Linked DNA regions of Mus musculus: region 1 is linked to region 2. Evidence: chromatin loops called from intact Hi-C (ENCODE). Cell type or tissue: left cerebral cortex. All regions are shown on one strand. Links, peaks and the distances in the headings refer to the core of each region. The heading gives the core; the rest is flanking DNA. Region 1 has its middle 5.5 kb from the start of Hrnr. Region 2 has its middle 25 kb from the start of Tchhl1.

Region 1 (2,925 bases), core at 311-2,810, 180 kb before region 2:
TTATGAACTAACCAGTACCCCGGATCTCTGGACTCTAGCTGCATATGTATCAAAAGATGGCCTAGTCTGCCATCACTGGAAGAGAGGCCCATTGGACATGCAAACTTTATATGCCCCAGTACAGGGGAACGCCAGGGCCAAAAAGTGGGAGTGGGTGGGTAGGGGAGTGGGGGGAGGGTATGGGAGACTTTTGGGATAGCATTGGAAATGTAAATGAGGAAAATAACCTAATAAAAAGTATTTAAAAAAAAAAAAAGAAGGGTTTAAATTGAGCTATTTCCATGAGTGAGAGCAGAAGAGCTGGCCCAGCCCCTCACAGGCTATATCACTTGGGAGAGTGGGCCCCACTTAACTGGGTAGCACAGTTAAATAGGCTCTGAAGGCTTGGGTGCAGGTGAGCTGTCCTGGGGGCATGAGAATAGGAAAACGGGAGAGCTGATCCTGCCTCCTGTCAAGGATGACATTGGGTGGTCAAACTGGAGCAGTGCAGGAGAGCTTGTACTGGTGATGCAGATAAGGGAGAGCGTGTGACCTGAACAGCTCTGCTATCACCCAGGTGCACCCCTGTATCATCTGCCAACTTTTGGGAGCAGCGAAAGGGCTGATCCTGTAGATCCAAAGCTGTGGGATCTCTATAAGACAGGGCAACAAGAAGATAACCAGGAGGAGCTCCAGTGAGGATCCAGTATTGATGGCGTCACAGAAGCCAGAGGCCTCAAACCAGACCAATGACTCATTACAATGAACATTTACAAGCGAAGATGTGTGGATAGAGGGAATTTATTGCAGGACACACTGTGACATACTACAACTTCCACAATGAGATGTTTTCTATGCTTTAGGGTTTTCGCTTGTTTTGTTTGTGTATTGCAGTCTTCTTTTTTATTGGGGGGGGGTTTACAAGAGCAAAGGCAGATATGAGGGGACTGGGAGAAGAGTGAGACTACAGTTCATGACATGAAAATCACAAAGAATCAATAAAAATTGGAAAAAAAAAGCCAGATAATCACTAACTGATGATCTGATTCTGCCCATGGACCTCATGATCCATCACAGGAAAAAGCAAGAGTGCTTTAGATGAGGCTGGCTGGCTGGCTGTCTCTGACTCTCCTATCTTCCATTTGCTCTTCAACCCTTTACAAGATGATTTTCATACCTTCTTCCAGGTTTTCTTGGCTTCTCCTCCTCCATATACTTACTTACATTCCTTTGTACGTACATGCTTTTATTCCCTAAAGCTCTGTCCTCAATTATCTGCCTACGTAAATCTGTTTCCAGTCTAAGGTAAGAGGCGAAATGCACTACTTGCTCAAAGTTTTTTTTGTTTTTGTTTTTGTTTTGTTTTTTTAATTGGAAATTCTCACGCAGTTAAACTGGCTGAAAGAGGGACTCTTAACACTAAGATTCTGGTGAGCCACAGTGATATGATACTAGAAAATCTAATGTATTGTTTGGAGTGTATGGAGTATAAAATCAGCAAAGACTTACTACTTCAACTTCATATTTCACACTTATTCCCGGACAATATAAATCTTATATAATATTAACATTTAACTTATCCCACATAAGTACACTGAGGAGGAGAAATACAAACTATCTCTTAATCATAGTCTGTTAAATATTCTATCTTTCTGTGTGTGTGTCTCTGTGTGTCTATATATCTAATCTATCTACCTATCATTCATCCATCTATCTACTACCATCTATCTGTCTCATAAATACCCTCACATATAGAGCTTAAGCTAGAAAGAATTTTTTGAAACAACAGGGGAGAAAGAGACTAGAAAGAACTTTCTAGATCTCCTGTATCCATCTCTGTATCCAGTAGATGGTGCTACACTACACCTCATGGCTTCCAGACCAAGAATGGGTTTCACATTATTCTTGAGGAGCAAATTTTCACTTTGGGGAGGCAAATTTTTTTCAGCGCATAATTCTTTTATATACTTAAAAAGTTCTGAATGTGATTTGGGGTTGACTCTTTTAATTTTTCATTATTTGACAATCACACACACACACACACACACACACACACACATTTTTGTTCACAATCACTCCCTATTGCCTTCTTTCATTCCCCTCTCTTCCACTAAAATTCTTTTTTCTACTTTTTCCCACTAAGCCCTGTCTTGTTTTGATGTCATTTTAACACCTACTGACTTTAATTGTGGTTTGATGTATACTTGTGTGAGCATGAATTGGAGGTTATTTATTAGAAAATGAGCAACTTCTCAATGGCTATATTATTGGAAAAACTGGTGTGAACATACATGTCAACACACAGTAACTTCACATAGTCCTTCAGTGAGGTGTGAACCTTGATGAACCTTTACTCCATAGAAGGTAAAATGGTGACAGGCCCAATTGTACTTGTAACCAGACACAGCTGCAGTGAGTTCATGACTGGAATGCCTACATCATGTCCAGAAGACACAATTTCATCCCCAAACTCTGTCTCTTACCTTCTATCTGTCTGGGTAGCAAAGTTCTTTGGATGAAACATTCTACTCCCCAAGAACTATCTCCAAAACCTGACCTTTTCTAAAACAGCTGTCTGCTCGACACTTCCTAAGAATTTGAAGATCTGTGTTTGAATCTTGCATCATTTAATAGCCACTTTGAAGTTAGTCACATCATTTAATGAAATGCTATAAATCGGTACACAATGCACTTTGCTTTTGCAGATAGGATAAAATAATGTCTTTTCTCCTCTCAACATATAATGAGCAATAAAAGAACAGATCCTGGTACATATCTTCAAACCCTTTTCTTATTCAAGGTTTGGTAGCAAATTCCCATAACACCAACATTCAGGAAGGAAAAGCAAGAGAACAGAGATTCAAGGCCAGCCTGGGATATATATATATAACAAGTTCTAGAATAGTCAGGGTTAAAGGAGGGAAGCATCTTTTCTCTTGAAGCCAA
Region 2 (2,925 bases), core at 156-2,655:
TCCAAAGATCCTGAGTTCAATTCTCGGCAACCACATGGTGATTCACAACCATCTGTAACGGATCTAATGCCCTCTTGTGGTGTGTCTGAAGACAGCTACAGTGTACTCATACCCATAAAATAAATAATTCTAAAAAAAAAAAAAAAAAGAAGGAATAGGAAGGGAAGGAGAAGGAAGAAGAGAAGAAGGAGGAAGAACACTAATACAATACTAACACAAATAAACTATATCTTATTTGGGCAGAAAAATTATAGAAATCATACAGCTTTAGGAAACAAAATAATTTTAAATATTGTTAGAAAATGAACATATAGGCAAGAACAGTTGGGGAAATTTTGGGAGAAATAGCTAAGAAAAGGGCTTATTCTGCTACACATTAAAAAGATCATATGGTAAAAATCTGTAGTAGACTATGGTATATAGTAACAAGAATGAAAGAGAAGTCAGTGTGGCACAGTAAAGCTGTCGGACTATGCCCATGCATAGGTGAGAACCTTGAACTCATGAAGAGATATTCGAAAATCAGGATGCAAAACTTTGGAGACGTTTGTGTGAGAAAGAAATGCAAGATGGGAGGTAGATAAAGGGGTAGAGAACTAGAGGGCAGCTGGCTTGTCTTAGTCAATGAGGAGAAAGTAATAGACAACAGAGGGTAAAAAAAAAAAAAAAAAAAAGAAGGAAATCGTGTAGGTAATGGACAAAAATGAAAGCTGAGGAGATGGGAGAATAGTGTGAACTCGGAGCATGGCGGAGTGCCCATAATGAAGGTGCTGGCAAGATCGGATTGGATGTGTGTGGAATAGGAGAGGACCTGAATGAGCCTATGGGAAACAGTCCTGTGTACTCGGCAGTGCAGACAACAAGCCTGTCGCCAAGAGATAGGACTGCAAGCTAACACACTGAACCACAACAAGAAACAAACACCAGGGAGTCAGGTCACCCTGAGACAGAAACTCACCTGGTAATATTTGACTCAACACTCACCCACTGAAAAGAGTGTCCAGTCCCAACCATTGGAAGCCCTTTTGTGTGACTATGACATCAAAGAGAGCAAATTGAACTAAACAAAGCATAAAAGTCTATTCTGTGCTTGTCATTGTAATAATCTCTAGAATGACATTAAATCCCAACTCAATAAGCATGGTTCTTACACAGCCTTCGAGTGCCACTGTTTTCTGATCTGTATTGCCTAGGTCGGTTGTGGGCATCCATTGAATAGATGTTATTACTTTTATGACATCCCTCCCTATTCATGCTTTGCAACCGTCTCCCTACTCCACACCCACCCATCCTCAGCTTCATAGAGCCTATCCTCACCAACTCAGCCAGCTTTGGATATACACAGCTGCTCTCTAAGCAGCACGCAGAAGGGACTCTAAAGTGTGCCTCAGACACAATGTTCTCATGGCTAAGGCTTGATTGCCACCTTGTGGTAACTTGGTGTAATTACCACAATCGGATCTTGCTAGCACCTTCATTATGGGCACTCCACCATGCTCTGAGTTCACACTATTCTCCCATCTCCTCAGCTTTCATTTTTGTCCATTACCTACACGATTTCCTTCATTTTTTTTTTACCCTCTGTTGTCTATTACTCTCTCCTTATCAACTAAGACAAGCCAGCTGCCCTCTAGATCTCTATGTCCCATGTGGACCTAACTCTTGAATGGAAGCTCTAACAGTGAAGATATCTTATGATCCTTCTTGGAATTCAAACGGACAGGAGACTCCCCTTCACGTGCTCATCTGCAGCTTAGACTGTAGAGGAAAGATGACTGTACAGTCTTCAGATGCAGATCTGTTGAGAATACATTCCCTTCCTTTTAAAACACTGAATTGTATGAGAACCCAAGGAGCATCTGGGAGCAGGAATTGAGCACTACATTAAATACAAGCCTCTGACTTAAAATACATATGGACTGTGAAGTGAGTGGTCAGAGGTAATGTGTGAAAAATTTTCTCTGTTCTCTTGAGCCAAAAACCCACAAAAATGCTACAAATCAAAAGGTTCAAAACTTTGTGTTCATTTTAAGAACATCCATCAAACTTTTCAGGTCGTCAAAAGCATGCATAATTTGAAAAGCTACCAACCGGGGCTGGAGAGATGGCTCAGCGGTTAAGAGCACTCACTGACTGCTCTTCCAGAGGTCCTGATTTTAATTCCCAGCAACCACATGGTGGCTCACAACCATCTGTAATGGATCTAATGCCCTCTTCTGGTGTATCTGAAGACAGCGACAATGTACTCACATATATAAAATAAATAAATCTTTGAGCAAGCGGGGCTGGAGCAAGTGAGCAGGGCAGGAAAAAATAAAATTAAATTAAATAAATAAGAAGAAAGAAAGAAAGAAAGAAAGAAAGAAAGAAAGAAAGAAAGAAAGAAAGAAAGAAAGAGAGAGAAAGAGAGAAAGAGAGAGAGAAAGAGAGAGAGAAAGAGAGAGAGAAAGAGAGAAAGAGAGAGAGAAAGAGAGAGTGAGAAAGAAAGAAAGAAAGAAAGAAAGAAAGAAAGAAAGAAAGAAAGAAAGAGAGAGAGAGAGAAAAGCTACCAACCTAAAAGATGTCACGTGAAACCTGTATGTGTGGTTCCAGTGAGACGGTGACAGAAGTAGCAAATGTGACCAGGCCAAACAGTGGTGTTGGACAAGGGGTCAGGGACCCAAAAGGGTTCTGAGTTTCTAGTGTGAATGCTTTTAAATGCATATTACAGTCACAGACAGATCTAATAAGCAAAGCACCCCTGATGTGCTACTGTACCTACAGAGCCTGTGGATGGATTGTCCTACTCACGAGACTCCCGCTCACACTGAAAAACAAATTTCTCCTAGTCAGATGGAAAGGATACCCCTGAAGTAACAGGGTTAGGCCAAGAGAATAAACCTAACATGAATGATTTAGTTTTAAGTAAAAGAGAAGAGCTACATC

The links. Peaks named below come from ENCODE experiments on the same cell type or tissue, not always from the same donor. Only the 100,000 strongest peaks of a DNase experiment are listed, where the experiment ranks them.
Region 1: a loop joins it to region 2, with 8 times the contacts of the local background. A loop is called at or near these places in 5 of 42 quality-filtered maps.

Annotation. Positions count from the first base shown.
Region 1 is chr3:93,312,756-93,315,680 of GRCm38, forward strand. No RefSeq gene overlaps it. Among named protein-coding and RNA genes, the nearest start is that of Hrnr, 5.5 kb to the right of the region's middle. In left cerebral cortex, for the core only: a CTCF peak has its summit at 1,824 (motif pointing right); a DNase peak (open chromatin) is centred at 1,838.
Region 2 is chr3:93,492,771-93,495,695 of GRCm38, forward strand. No RefSeq gene overlaps it. Among named protein-coding and RNA genes, the nearest start is that of Tchhl1, 25 kb to the left of the region's middle. In left cerebral cortex, for the core only: CTCF peaks have their summits at 1,439 (motif pointing left) and 2,220 (motif pointing left); DNase peaks (open chromatin) are centred at 1,419 and 2,172.